Regions from separate parts of the Homo sapiens genome. Here region 2 is linked to region 1. Evidence: chromatin contacts called from ENCODE Hi-C or POLR2A ChIA-PET data. All regions are on one chromosome and are shown on one strand. Each heading gives the region's core, a stretch centred on a gene start or an enhancer-like site at or near the end of the contact. The rest is flanking DNA. Distances are from core to core; before and after follow the strand shown.

Region 1 (7,320 bases), core at 1,335-3,834:
CAACTACCCCAGTCTTAAGTCATTCCATCCATGTATGTACAGTTTTCCAATGAATTAATTCCTAGAGGTGAAATCGGCGAGTTAAAAGAAATTTGGCTGAATTTTGCTGACTTTTGCCAAACGACCCCTAGCAGGAGGGGTCAACACTGAAGCATGAGAAGGGGGAGGAGGGAGCATGCTTTCTCTGCCACTAACGAGGAAATTCCTGAAGGAGGGACCTCAGGATCCCAAAAGAGCCTGCAGCACTCTCCCTAGCCTGACACAGAGCTCACTTATTTACATTCCCTTCTGGTGACATCATGGGGAGGCTCCAGGGAGGCTGGCCAGTAGCAAACTCACCAAATAAGGCTGGAGGCTCTACAAAAGGAGGCAGGGCCTAGTGGTGCCTGGCTAGTCTGGAGGGGGTGGGGCCCCAGGGGGACCCTCCAAGGCCCAGACAGGCAGGAAATCAGCTGCCTCCCTGGAAGAGGAAACCTCTGCTTTTTCCCACAAGCATGTTAAACAATTGACCGAGGTTTGGGCCCAGCTGGGAGACACGCCCCTCCCTCCCCCCACTTTAAACATCCAAGAGCTGGGCAAAAAAACTAAAGTGCCTCCCACAAAAGAGGATTAACACAGGGAGATTTTTTTTTTTTTAAATAAATGGGGTTTCACTCTGTTGCCCAGGCTACAGTGCAGTGGCACGATCATAGCTCACTGCAGCCTCCTCCAACTCCTGGGCTCAAGCCATCCTCCCGTCTCAGCTTCCCTAGTAGCTGGGACTACAGGCATGAGCTACCACACCTGGTTAATTTTTTTTCATTTTTATTTTTTGTAGGGATGGAGTCTTGCTATGTTGCCCAGGCAGAAGACACATCTTTTAATAACAAAAGCAGCTGGCATCTGTTGCTCTGGTGCCCCATGCCAGGCACGGTCTTGGCTGCTGTAACGGCTCAATTACTTTTCTCCCCACAGGAAACACACAGAGGATTCCCAAGCAGGAATTCACAGCCGGGGCTGTCTGACTCCACGGCCCAAATTCGTTCCCCCACCGCATGATACTGACTCATTCCTTCTCAGCATACAGGATAAAGAACAGGAAAGGAGAGCTGCTGTTCAGAAAACCCCACAGCGCCTCTCTCCTATCCCTGGAGCCCAGCCGTGCGGGCAGACAGCTCACCTGCCCAGCTCCTCCCCCATCTCATAATGGTCCTCCACGTCCTCCTGCCTGAACGTGGACATGGCGGCCGGTCCGCCTTCCAGCAGCTTCCACTCCAGGGAAAGTGCAGTCACCGCAGCCTGGAGATAGGACCTCAGGAGTCCCCTAATGGCAACCCTGGAGAAGACAGGGAAAGACAGAAGTGAGGAACTGAGACACCACCCTTTTCTCCTAGATTAATGGACAGACCTGTCCAGCAAACACAAGCCTCCCACCTCTCCACTCTGAAGCTCCAAACTCGACAAAAAGAGGTGCTGTGTTTACTGGGCTGGGTCCTGTCATGTCACCTCTTAGAGCCCCATAACCACTCAAAAGTTTGGTAACAGCCCCACTGGGCCACCTTCACCCCGCAAAACTCTCTCCAGACACATAATTCTGATTTCCCCGACGCTGCCTGCGTCTTTTTTTGCCTCTCACTCCTAGACTTCTCTCAACCTGCTCAGCCAAAATCCCCCACCATTCCTGCACGTTCTCCTCAACCTCAAATCCCAGGGCTACCTTACTCCCTGGCCAATGTCTTAACGAAGTTCTCAAGTCTACTTCTTTTGTTGTTGGTGTTGTTGTTTTTTGAGAAGGAGTCTCGCTCTGTCGCCCTGGCTGGAGTGCAGTGGTGCAATCATGGCTCACTGCAGCCTGGAACTCCAAGGCTCAAGCGATCGTCCCAGGCCTCCCAAAGTGCTGCCATTCCGATCAAAATTCCCAAGTTACTACCTTAACCCCTCCTGGTCCTTGCCCTCGGCAGGTCTCTTAAGACCCTCATCGATGGAACACCCCCGCCCACCCCCAACCATCTCTGACTCCCTCCAATTCTGAATTTTCCAAGAACCGGACGACGCCTTCCACGCTCCTGAAAGCCCACTTTGCCTCCCTCCCCCGCTGACCTCCACTGTCCTCGCAAGATTAACCTCTTCCTCCACGCTCCATGTATCAAAGTCCCCCAACCGCCGTCTCCCCTACCCCCCAAAACGGGCCGCCAAAAAGGGCCCCATCTGAGTCTCCTCCACCGTCCTCTGCCCCTTCTCGCCCGCAATCTCCGCACAAGCCCCTAGGCAGACCCCAGTGGCTCCCTTTGCAGAACCTCCCCCCGCCCCCAAGGCCTTGCCCATCCCTAAGGCTCCGCTCCAGCATCCCTGGGGCCGCTACGCCCCTCGCACGCCCGGCCGAGCCCTTTCCCCGGCCCGGTCACCCAGATGGGTCCCCAAACCTACCAGCTCCTCAGATTCTCTCCCTCCCTCGTCCTCCGCGGGCCCCCGAAGCGCCGCTCTGGCCCCACCCAGCCCTCCAGCCTCGGCCCGAGCCCGCTCTTTACCCTCCGCAGCCCGGAGAATACGGCCGGCGCCGCCGCGCTGGCCACCGCCGCCGCCTCCAGAAGCCCCGCGCCCCTGCCGCCGCGACGCGCCTGCGCCGACGTCACCGCACCCGCCAGTGCCCACCCCCGGGAAACGAACCCCGCCGCCTATTGGCCGGTGCGCCCGCCGCTCGTGCCGCACCTCGACGTCCCGCCCCCAGCTGCCTTTTCGGCACCCACACCCGGATGCAGCCTCACCACTGGCTGAACACTCGCCATCCCTGATTTCATTGGCTGCAGTCGACGCTGGTCAAGCGGACGGAAAAAAGGCCGACTTCCGGTCCCTTCATCGCCCCGCCCGCCTCTCCTCTGACCCAGGTGCTGAAGCTGCGAGAAGTGAGGCTGAAGCCCTGCATCCCGCTTCCTGCCTTCCTGGAGCACCGGTTGGGCGAATGGATGGCTCACCTGTGGCCGAGCGCGCCTGGCAGCTCCTGGAGTGGACCCTGGGACTGCTTTAGTCCCTATGTGGCAGTTTCCTCCACTGAAAACTGTTACCCACATTCTAAATACTTAAAATGCAAATGAGGTCAATCTGGGGTTGTCATACACAGGGTCCCTCTTCGTCTCAAAATAGAGGGTAACAGCAAGCATTTTATTGAGACATAGTATGTGCCAACTGACAACACTGGGAGGTATCAGGTTTGTTTTTTTTTTAATTTTATTTTTTGAGACAGGGTCTCACTCTGTCACCCAGGCAGGAGTGCAGCGGCGGTATCCAGCTCACTGCAACCTCCACCTCCCGGGTTCAAACGATTCTCGTGCCTCAGCCTCCCAAGTAGCTGGGATTACAGGTGCCCATCACCACGCCCGGCTAATTTTTGTATTTTTAGTAGAGACGGGGTTTCACCATGTTGCCCAGGCTGGTCTCGAACTCCTAAGCTCAGGTGATCCGGCACCTCAGCTTTCCAAAGTGCTGAGATTACAGGCGTGAGCCATTGCGCCCGGCCTAAATTCATTTTTTATTATTATTTTGAGACGGAGTCTCGCTCTGTCACCCAGGCTGGAGTACACTGGCACAATCTCGGCTCACTGCAAGCTCCACCTCCCAGGTTCACGCCATTCTCCTGCCTCAGCCTCCCGAATAGCTGGGACTACAGGCGCCCGTCACCACGCCCAGCTAATTTTTTGTATTTATTAGTAGAGACAGGGTTTCACCGTGTTAGCCAGGATGGTCTCGATCTCCTGACCTCCTGATCCGCCCGCCTCGGCCTCCCAAAGTGCAGGAATTACAGGCATGAGCCACCTTGCCCAGCCTTTTTTTTTTTTTTTTTTTTTTTTTGAGACAGTCTCCTTCTATCGTCCAGGCTGGAACGCAGTGGTGAGATCTGGGCTCACTGCAATCTCTGCCTCCTGGGTTCAAGCGATTCTCCTGCCTCAGCCTCCCGAGTAGCTGGGACTACAGGTGCACGCCACCACTCCCAGCTGATTTTTGTATTTTTAGTAGACGCAGGGTTTCACCATGTTGGCCAGGATGGTCTCAATATCTGTGATCCGCCGGCCTCGGCCTCTCAAAGTGCTGCGATTACAGACGTGAGCCACAAGCCGGCCTTTATATTTTTTATTTACATTTTCAACGTACAATGGGTTGGCCAGGTGTGGTGGCTCACGCCCGTAATCCCAACAGCTTGGGCAGCCAAGGCGGGCAGGTCACTTGAAGTAGGAGTTCAAGACCAGCCTGCTCAACATGGTGAAACCCTGTCTCTACTAAAAATACAAAAGTTAGCCAGGCCTGGTGGCACATGCCTGTAATCCCAGCTACTCGGGAGGCTAGCGCAGGAGAATTGCTTGAACCCAGGAGGTGGAGGTTGCAGCGAGCCGAGATCATGCCACTATACTACAGCCTGGGTGACGGAGGGAGACTCCATCTCAAAGAAAAAAAAGTGGCAGGGCATGGTGGCTAACGCCTGTAATTCCAGCATTTTGGGAGGCCACGGTGGGCAGATCACGAAGTCAGGACATCAAGACCATCCTGGCTAACACGGTGAAACCCTGTCTCTACTAATAAATACAAAAAATTAGCCGGGCATGGTGGCGGGTGCCTGTAGTCCCGGCTACTCGGGAGGCTGAGGCAGGAGAATGGCGTGAACCCGGGAGGCGGAGCTTGCAGTGAGCCAAGATTGAGCCACTGCACTCCAGCCTGGGTGACAGAGCAAAGACTGTCTCAAAAAAAAAAAAAAATTCAGCTTCCACATACCATCTTAACGTTTGCACTACTAAAAAAGAATAGGACCCGGTATGGTGGCTCACACCTGTAACCCCAGCACTTTGGGAGGCTGAGGCGGGCTGATCTCTTACGGTCGAGCTTGAGACCAGCCTGGCCAACATGGTGAAACCCCATCTCACCTAAATATACAAAAATTACACAGACCTGGTGATAGGCGCCTGTAATTCCAGCTACTCGGGAGGCTGAAGCACAAGAATTGCTTGAGCACTTGAATCCGGAGGCAGAGGCTATAGTGAGCCAAGATCACAACACTGCACTCCATCCTGGGCGATAGAGTGAGATTCTCGAAACACAGTAATCCGTTACCCTGACTGCTGGAAACAGCGTCAGTTACAGCCCCAATTCAAATGCGACAGCCAAACCAAACCTCAGGCATACCTACATGTGGGCAAAACCTCAGCTGAGGCTTGGCCTTGACAATGCAGGGCCAGAGCTGCCCCCGCCTTTGCCGAGAACCCCACAGCCCTACTTCACAGTCCCCACCTGCCTTCCTGAGGACAGAGTAAAAGGCGGAAAATGATCATGTTAACCTTATCAGCACTGACAAGATTAGGCCTCCTCACATCTTAGGCACTATTTAGAAAAACAAATAGTTTTCTAAGCTATTGGCGCTCACACCTGAAATCCCAGCACTTTGGGAGGCTGAGGCAGAAGGATCGCTTGAGCCCGGGAAGGAGACCAGCCTGAGCAACATAGTGAGACCCCATTACTACAAAAAAAGTAAAAATTAGGTCAGCACAGTGGCTCACGCCTATAATTCCCAGCACTTTGGGAGGCCGAGGCGGGTGGATCACGAGGTCAGGAGATCGAGACTATCCTGGCTAACACGGTGAAACCCTGTCTCTACTAATAAATACAAAAAATTAGCCGGGCATGGTGGCGGGCGCCTGTAGTCCCGGCTACTCGGGAGGCTGAGGCAGGAGAATGGCGTGAACCCGGGAGGCGGAGCTTGCAGTGAGCCAAGATTGAGCCACTGCACTCCAGCCTGGGTGACAGAGCAAAGACTGTCTCAAAAAAAAAAAAAAATTCAGCTTCCACATACCATCTTAACGTTTGCACTACTAAAAAAGAATAGGACCCGGTATGGTGGCTCACACCTGTAACCCCAGCACTTTGGGAGGCTGAGGCGGGCTGATCTCTTACGGTCGAGCTTGAGACCAGCCTGGCCAACATGGTGAAACCCCATCTCACCTAAATATACAAAAATTACACAGACCTGGTGATAGGCGCCTGTAATTCCAGCTACTCGGGAGGCTGAAGCACAAGAATTGCTTGAGCACTTGAATCCGGAGGCAGAGGCTATAGTGAGCCAAGATCACAACACTGCACTCCATCCTGGGCGATAGAGTGAGATTCTCGAAACACAGTAATCCGTTACCCTGACTGCTGGAAACAGCGTCAGTTACAGCCCCAATTCAAATGCGACAGCCAAACCAAACCTCAGGCATACCTACATGTGGGCAAAACCTCAGCTGAGGCTTGGCCTTGACAATGCAGGGCCAGAGCTGCCCCCGCCTTTGCCGAGAACCCCACAGCCCTACTTCACAGTCCCCACCTGCCTTCCTGAGGACAGAGTAAAAGGCGGAAAATGATCATGTTAACCTTATCAGCACTGACAAGATTAGGCCTCCTCACATCTTAGGCACTATTTAGAAAAACAAATAGTTTTCTAAGCTATTGGCGCTCACACCTGAAATCCCAGCACTTTGGGAGGCTGAGGCAGAAGGATCGCTTGAGCCCGGGAAGGAGACCAGCCTGAGCAACATAGTGAGACCCCATTACTACAAAAAAAGTAAAAATTAGGTCAGCACAGTGGCTCACGCCTATAATTCCCAGCACTTTGGGAGGCCGAGGCGGGCAGATCACTTGAGGTCAGGAGTTCGAGACCAACCAGGCCAAGCAAAATTCTGTCTCAAAATAAATAAAAATTAGCTGGGCATGGTGGCACATGCCTGGAGTCCCAGCTACCTGGCAGGCTGAGGCAGGAGAGTCCAGGAGGTGGAGGATGCAGTGAGCTGACTGCACCACTATACTCATCTGGGAGACAGCAAGACTCTGCCTCTAAAAAAGTGTTTACAAGGCCGGGCACAGTGGTACAATCCCAACGCTTTGGGAGGCCAAGGCGGGTGGATCACAAGGTCGAGTGATCAAGATCATCCAGGCCAACATGGTGAAACCTCATCTCTACTAAAAATATAAAAATTGGCTGGGCGTGGTAGCACACGCATGTAATCCCAGCTACCCAGGAGCCCGAGGCAGAATTGCTTGAACCCGGGAGGTGGAGGTTGCAGTGAGCAGAGATGGTGCCATTCCACTCCAGCCTAGCAAACGGTGAGACTCCATCTCAAAAAAAAAAAAAAAAAAAATGGGTTTCTAATAAACTAGTCAGGACTGGGGTGACCACAGAAAATCCTGATGGCAGATAGAACTTGTGAGCTCGTCAGCAATTCGGAAAGTTGCTGAAACCTGCGAAGTTCAATCCAGAGCCCCTCGCTCCACAGGGCCATCCAAATGCGTTCAAAGTGACATCTCGTAATTCCTTGCCGCACT
Region 2 (6,488 bases), core at 2,035-4,534, 940 kb after region 1:
GATCAGCCTTCCTCGGCCTCTCAAAGTGCTGGGATTGCAGGTGTGAGCCACTGCACCCAGCTGGACAATTAACCTGAGCTAATTTGAAAAATTTTGATGTTCTCAAGATGACTAGGGAACTGGAGCCCTCAATCAACAGTCCTCAGTATCTTTTCTGCAGGGAGGGCTAGATACCTCCTCTGTGACACTTAACTTCCATTATCCAAGGTGCTTAGGCTGTGCCCCTCACCACGTGTACATGAAGAATGCATGCCCAGCCAATCACAGTGGCTCATGCCTGTAATCCCAGCACTTTGGGAAGTCCAGGCGGGCAGATCACCTAAGGTCAGGAGTTTGAGACCAGCCTGGCCAATGTGGTGAAACCCCATCTCTACTAAAAATAAAAAATTAGCCGGACATGGTGGTGCGGACCTCTAGTTCCTGCTACTGGGGAGGCTGAGGCAGAAGAATTGCTTGAACCCAGGAGGTGGAGGTTGCGGAGAGCCAAGATCATACCACTGCACTGCAGGCTGGGCACCAAAGCAAGACTCCATCTCAAAAAGAAAAAGAAAAAAAGAAAAAGAAAAATGTATTCCCTCTTTCAGCCACGTTGAGTTTTCGCAACAGCGCTACAAACAGATGATGTGTTCTGATAGAAATAGGCTAGGTTCCTGCAGCAGGTGCTGTCATTTTGGAAGAGCTCAAGCCGTCTCACACCCTCAGGTGGGCCTGCTCATACCTGTGGTGTGGGTTCTACCTGGCTGATGGCTGAGGGTCTAGAATTGTGTGCAGTAGCGTTGATCGTGTACTGAGGTTGCAAACAGTGAACAGCACCATCTGGACATCGTGGATTAGAATGCAGGAGCTTCCCAAGGCTGCTATGACAAAGGACCACAAACTCAGTGGCTGCAAAACACACATTTATTTATTTGTTGATAGAGCCTTGCTCTGTCACCCAGGTGGGAGTACACTGGCTCGATCTTGGCTCACTGCAACCTCCGTCTCCTGGGTTCAAGTGATTCTCCTGCCTCAATCTCCTGAGTAGCTGGGATTATAGGCACACACCACCCTGCCCAGCTAATTTTTTTTTTTGAGACACAGTCTCGCTCTGTTGTCCAGGCTGAAGTGCAGTGGCACGATCTCTGCTCACTGGAACCTCCGCTTCCCAGGTTCAAGCAATTCTCTGCCTCAGCTTCCCGAGTAGCTGGGATTACAGGCGCCGGCCACCACACCTGGCTAATTTTTGTATTTTTAGTAGAGATGGGGTTTCACCATGTTGACCAGGCTAGTCTGGCGACTCCTGACCTCCAGTTATCTGCCTGCCTCGGCCTCCCAAAGTACTGGGATTACACGTGTGAGCCACCACGCCCGGCCCACACATTTATCATCTTACAGTTTGGGAGGTCAGAAGTCTGAAATAAATTTTAGGGGCAGGGCGGGTTCTAGGAGTCTTTCTTGCTTTTTCTAGCCACCAGAGGCTGCCCATCTTCCTTGCCTCTTGGCCTGATCTTTTTTTTTTTTTTTTTTTTTTTTTGAGACTGAGTTTTGCTTTTGTTGCCCAGGCTGGAGTGCAATGGCGCGATCTTGGCTCACCACAACCTCTGCCTCCTGGGTTCAAGCGATTCTCCTGCCTCAGCCTCCCGAGTAGCTGGGATTACAGACATGTGCCACCACGCCAGGCTAATTTTGTGTTTTTAGTAGAAACGGGGTTTCTCCATGTTAGTCAGGCTGGTCTCGAACTCCTGACCTCAGGTGATCTGCCTGCCTCGGCCTCCCAAAGTGCTGGGATTACAGGTGTGAGCCAACGCGCCCGGCCCTTGGCCTGATCATTGTAAAGCCTGCTTCCACTTTCCCATCTCCTTTGACTTTGACCTTTTGTATCCCTTTTTCACTTATTAGGACCTTTTAAGGACATTGTGCCCACCTGGATCACCCAGGAGACGCTCCCCAACTCAAAATCATTAACTGAATCACACCTGCAAAGTTGCAAAGTCCTTTTAGCTGTGTAAGGCACTGTATTCACAGATCCTGGGGGCGAGGACGTGGGGGTCTAGAGACGCATATCTTCGGGGGCCATGATCTGTCTCCTATATTAGGGACATAGCAGAAGTCCCACTGACCAGATAGAGGAGACTTAATAGAGTGACGAAGAAACTGTAAAAAGCTAAGTGGGAACTCAACATTTTTCTGCTCACAGCTCTCAAGGGAAAGACCAAAGTCCTCCCCGGTGGCCTTCAAGGTATTATATATCACCCCTCTGACCTCAACTCCCCCTCCCCTTTGCTCAGTGGGCCCCAACCACACCAGCCCCTTCCTGCTCCCTGGACACCTCTAAGCCTTTTCCGGCCTCTGGGTTTGACTTTCCCTCCTAGACCCATCTGTCCTTGGAGTCTCATCTCCGATTCCAGCTCAAATGTCATCTTCTCTGAGAGGCCCACCGCAGTGGCCCCAGTGAGAGAGTATCCTCTCTCCCCGCCTCCCACCACATGGCTGCTGGTCACTCTCCTATAAGGAATCATCTGAAATTATCTGCTTTAGTTATTCATTTCTTGCCTGTCTCCCCCAGATAGGAATTTTCCCTCCCTGAGACCACCAACTGGGTCTGCCATGTACACCGCTGGGTTCTGCAGCTCTGAGCAACCTGTCCGGCTGCTTTGTAGGTGCCCAGCACAGGTCACTCCTGTGCCCGCCAGGACTGGTCAGAGTGGAACAGACAGGGCGGAGGGGGCAGGGCAGCCCTGCCCGCCTGGACAGCCTGGAGAAGGCGGGAAAACGAGGCGGGAAAAGACAGCAAACAAGCCCTGCGGGTGGGTAGAGTGGGGAGCCCTGGCAGGCCCTGACGCCAGGCAGTGGGGCTTGGGGCGATCGGGCGAGCCATCAGGGTGCAGGTGGTCTCCTAGGGGCCCCCCACATTCCCTCGCAGTATTTACACATTGATTCCGGCCTTCTTAGACCTACTGGTCAATGCGTGCGAGTGGGGGGCTGCGAACGGACTTGGACTTAAGAGTTCAGGGGGTCTGTACCCTGGGGGTCCCCAAGGCTCCTGGGGTGTCCACGTGCGGGGGGTGACCAGGCCCTGCCACGCAGCCCCTTTGCACGCTGGGCGCGCCCAGCAGAGCGCGCAGGGCTGGGCGGAGCCGTGGCCCACTAGGCGGAGGCGCCGTGGACAGAGGCGGGGGCGCCCCCCACCCTCTTTCTCGCTTCCCGCCACTGCGTCGGCCAATCAGGAGGCAGGCGCCCGCCCCCGGCACGGCCTCCTGCGGCCCCGCAACTCCCAAATGCCGAGTTTTCGCGGGAAAAAAATCAGAGCAGCTGGCAGCGCGGCGGGCAGCGTTTGCCGAGCGGGCGCTCCGGGTCGCACGCAAGTCCGCGCGGGGTCCGGGCCACGCACGCGGTTTCATCGCCATCCCCAGCCGGGCCACGCGCGCAGGCAGACAAGCTGTTCGCGGCGACCGGAGAGGTGAGCGGGCGGGCCGGGTCGGGGTGCCAGCCCGGGCCGGGCGCACGGGGCTCGGGAACTTTGCAAAACTTTCCCGCGCGGCCAGCCCGGGCGCACGCATGTCCCGCACTCTGTCCCGGGATCCAGGGCCTCCCCTTCCACCTAACCCTCGGGAATCGTTCCCCGGCACACATCCGGCTGGAGCCGGGACCAGCGCTGCGTCCCCGGAGCCCGGCGGGGGGTCGAGCGCGCCGGGTGGGGGAGGGCCTGGCGAGCCGCCGGGGAGGATGTCAGGCTCCGCGCCTGCGCGCGGGGCGCCCCGCGATTCAATTGTCGCGCCCGAGCCCGATTTCGCGCGCCCTGAGTTCCCCGGGAGCATCTGGGCCAATGGGGAGCGAGCGGGGCGGGGCGGCCGGGTGCTGCGGAGCCAATAAGAGGCGGCTCAAGTGAAGGGGGGCGGGACTTGACGAGCGGGGGCCCCCTCTGTAGTCCCGGCGGCGGGGGTGGGCGTGGGCTCGCTGGCGCGACCCGCGCGGGCCAGTGGGAGTGCGGGAGGGACGCCGAGGGTCCAGGGTTTGGAGGGGCGCGAGCTGCCGGGGGTTGGAGGTCGAGGTGAGTCGCGGGGCGCGCGCGCTCGCGGGTGGCCGGGACGGGGCGGCCGGTTACCATGGCCACCGCGGGGCGGGCCCGGTCGCGCACGCGCGCGGGGGGGGCCGGCAAGGAGGGGGGGCGTGGGCACCGAGGGGTCCCGGGGTCCGCGGATCTCGGGTGGGGTTTTTCCCTCTCAGTGGCACTTGGTTGAGTTCCCCCGGGACTTCTGAAGTTCCGGCCCGCGCTGGACTTCTGGGATTCCCTCTTCCGTAAATAGGAATCCGAGGAATGAATGAATCAATGAATGAATGAATAAACGAACCAACTCGGCCACTTGGCCCGGGCCTCCTTTCTCCTCTGGTCGTGGGGAAGGAGGGATGGGTTGGACCTTCTGCTTTTCTTTCAATTCCCTCTTTTCATTCTCCTTCCTCCTCAATCTTCAACACTTGGCTAGTCGTTAATGCCTTAAGTGCTTAATTTGTTGTGTCTGGTCCTGGCCAGGGTCTGGCTGTACAGGAGGACTGGAAGGGCATCCTGGGAGTTTCCTGGTGTCCACAGGCCGGACAAAAGCAACCCCGACTCCTTAGAGCATGGCATGGCTCAGAGGTGCTGGTAAAACTGATGGGGGTTTTTGCTGTCCCTCCCCTCAGCGCCGACACCATGTGGATCCAGGTTCGGACCATGGACGGGAGGCAGACCCACACGGTGGACTCGCTGTCCAGGCTGACCAAGGTGGAGGAGCTGAGGCGGAAGATCCAGGAGCTGTTCCACGTGGAGCCAGGCCTGCAGAGGCTGTTCTACAGGGGCAAACAGGTACACCCGCCGCCAGCACCTTTGTTCTATGCCTGGTCCAGGCCTCGCGCCTCTGCAGCCACCAGCCGATACTTTCTCCCTCCCACCTCCCCCCCCAACAACCTCGTCCGGTCCCACTTCATCTCTCCCGGAAGGAGAAGTCCACAGAAACCTCAAATGCCTGCGAGAGGAAGGAACAAAGGGAGGACTCACAGATTGACACGCTGGGCTGGCGGCTGGCCCTCGAATCTATAGGGTCTGGGCTTTTAAACTTCTTTTTTCAAAGCTCCGCCTCAAAATAATGGCTAGAGAAAGAAGTTTTGGAGGTGGCCGATGGAAGGCTGAGGAATTTTCGAGAAAGGGCCCAGGACCATCTGGTAGCTAGGACGGAGGGGACCAGGTTTTCTTTTTTAAACATCCACCACCAATTGCTCTCAGCCTGTACCGGTTAAGCATCAGACCCTGCGAGTGTTTGTTTCTAAAAATTTGGATTAGCTTATTCAGAGTCTGGAGATGGCGCTTGCTAATCAGGAATTTCCGCCACCCTGAGCCTGCTGTGCTGCGGCTGCTGCTGACCTGGGGCGTGTGGTCCCCGAGGGGTCCACCGACCCTCGTCTCTTTCTCTGTTCTGTCTCCAGCCCCTCGTTGCATTTAAAATGTCCCCCTTTGATTTCATAGCTGCCACGTTTGGGGCGCTCCCTCCATTGGCACCTGGGGGTGGAGGTGCTACTTTGGTTGGTGTTTTTGTGGGGGACTGTGGGACCTACTGGGAGTGGGGTTTCCCGGCAGGATGAGACAGTGTGATCGAAGGTGTAGGTCCCATCTGCTGGAGTTGGTTGGACCGTGGGGACGGGCGTAGACTACTGGAACTGGATTAAAAGTCGTCAGTTGAGCTGCGTGTACCCCACTGTGTTGTTGTTGGATTTTGAACCGGGTACTGCTGCCATCTGGTGTCTAGGTTGGAAAATAAACACTGCGCCCGGCCAGGGGTTTTTGGGGGCTGGGAGGATCATGCCTGCTCACTCCAGATGAGACCTGATGATTAATTTCTCTGGCTTGCATGCCATAGGAGACCTTCATTAGCCCTCTTCCCGTAAGAGACGTGATGACTTGAGTCTTAAGAATCTGAGTTAACCCGCCCTGCCCCGGGAGGAGGCGATCTGGAGAACTTGGGGAGTTGACGGTGCAAGCCGCGTGTGTGCAGAGAAGAGGCAGGGCCGGGCTCGACAGAGGAGCTCCGCCTGGCGCTCTCTTCCTCCCTCCTCCTATGATGCGTGCTCCCTTTGTGGCATCCAAACTGATTTTGATTTGCCACTCAGCCTATTGGGTCAGCACAGAAGGCTTCATTTCACAAAGAGTTTCTGAAGCCTGCAAGGACCTTCTAAGTTCACAGCGTAGGTCAGTGGCGGGTTGGACTCTCATGCTCCCAAGTTCAGGAGAGGAGATAATGCTGAGTATCCACTCTATGCCAGCCACCGAGCTAGCATTTTAACTTTTGCATTTCAACCATGCAGGAATGGGAAAACACCTAGACACACCTGCCATGTAGATTTCACCATCGGTATTCTGACTTATTAGGTTTATCTTGAAGCGCTCTGTCTTTCTCTCTGCCCGCCAATCCATCTTTTTGGGATGCATTTCAAAGTAAGTTGCAGACACCAGTCCACCTTTCCCTTATTACTGCAGC

Evidence for each region. Hi-C counts contacts between places; a loop is a spot of excess contacts on that map. ChIA-PET counts read pairs that join two places held with the same protein, here RNA polymerase II (POLR2A). Pooled maps may share reads with other maps.
Region 2: a loop to region 1 is called in a pooled map, with 3 times the contacts of the local background. The contact joins the promoter of UHRF1 here to the promoter of DAPK3 in region 1. A Hi-C loop is called at or near these places in 5 of 50 pooled maps. POLR2A ChIA-PET finds 5 or more read pairs at or near these places in 3 of 52 experiments (T-cell, activated CD4-positive, alpha-beta T cell and activated CD8-positive, alpha-beta memory T cell).

What each region holds. Positions count from the first base shown.
Region 1 is chr19:3,968,515-3,975,834 of GRCh38, forward strand. DAPK3 (death associated protein kinase 3) reads right to left here and starts at 2,585. Exons shown (of 9, transcript NM_001348.3): 1 at 2,407-2,585; 2 at 1,160-1,315. The coding sequence starts at 1,221. RefSeq lists enhancers at 1,007-1,636, 1,637-2,268 and silencers at 1,157-1,451, 2,440-2,569.
Region 2 is chr19:4,906,217-4,912,704 of GRCh38, forward strand. It overlaps UHRF1 (ubiquitin like with PHD and ring finger domains 1), which reads left to right and starts at 3,285. Exons shown (of 17, transcript NM_001048201.3): 1 at 3,285-3,439; 2 at 4,660-4,822. The coding sequence starts at 4,670. It also overlaps a transcript of ARRDC5 not described here. RefSeq lists an enhancer at 2,318-3,224 and silencers at 3,044-3,123, 3,624-4,143.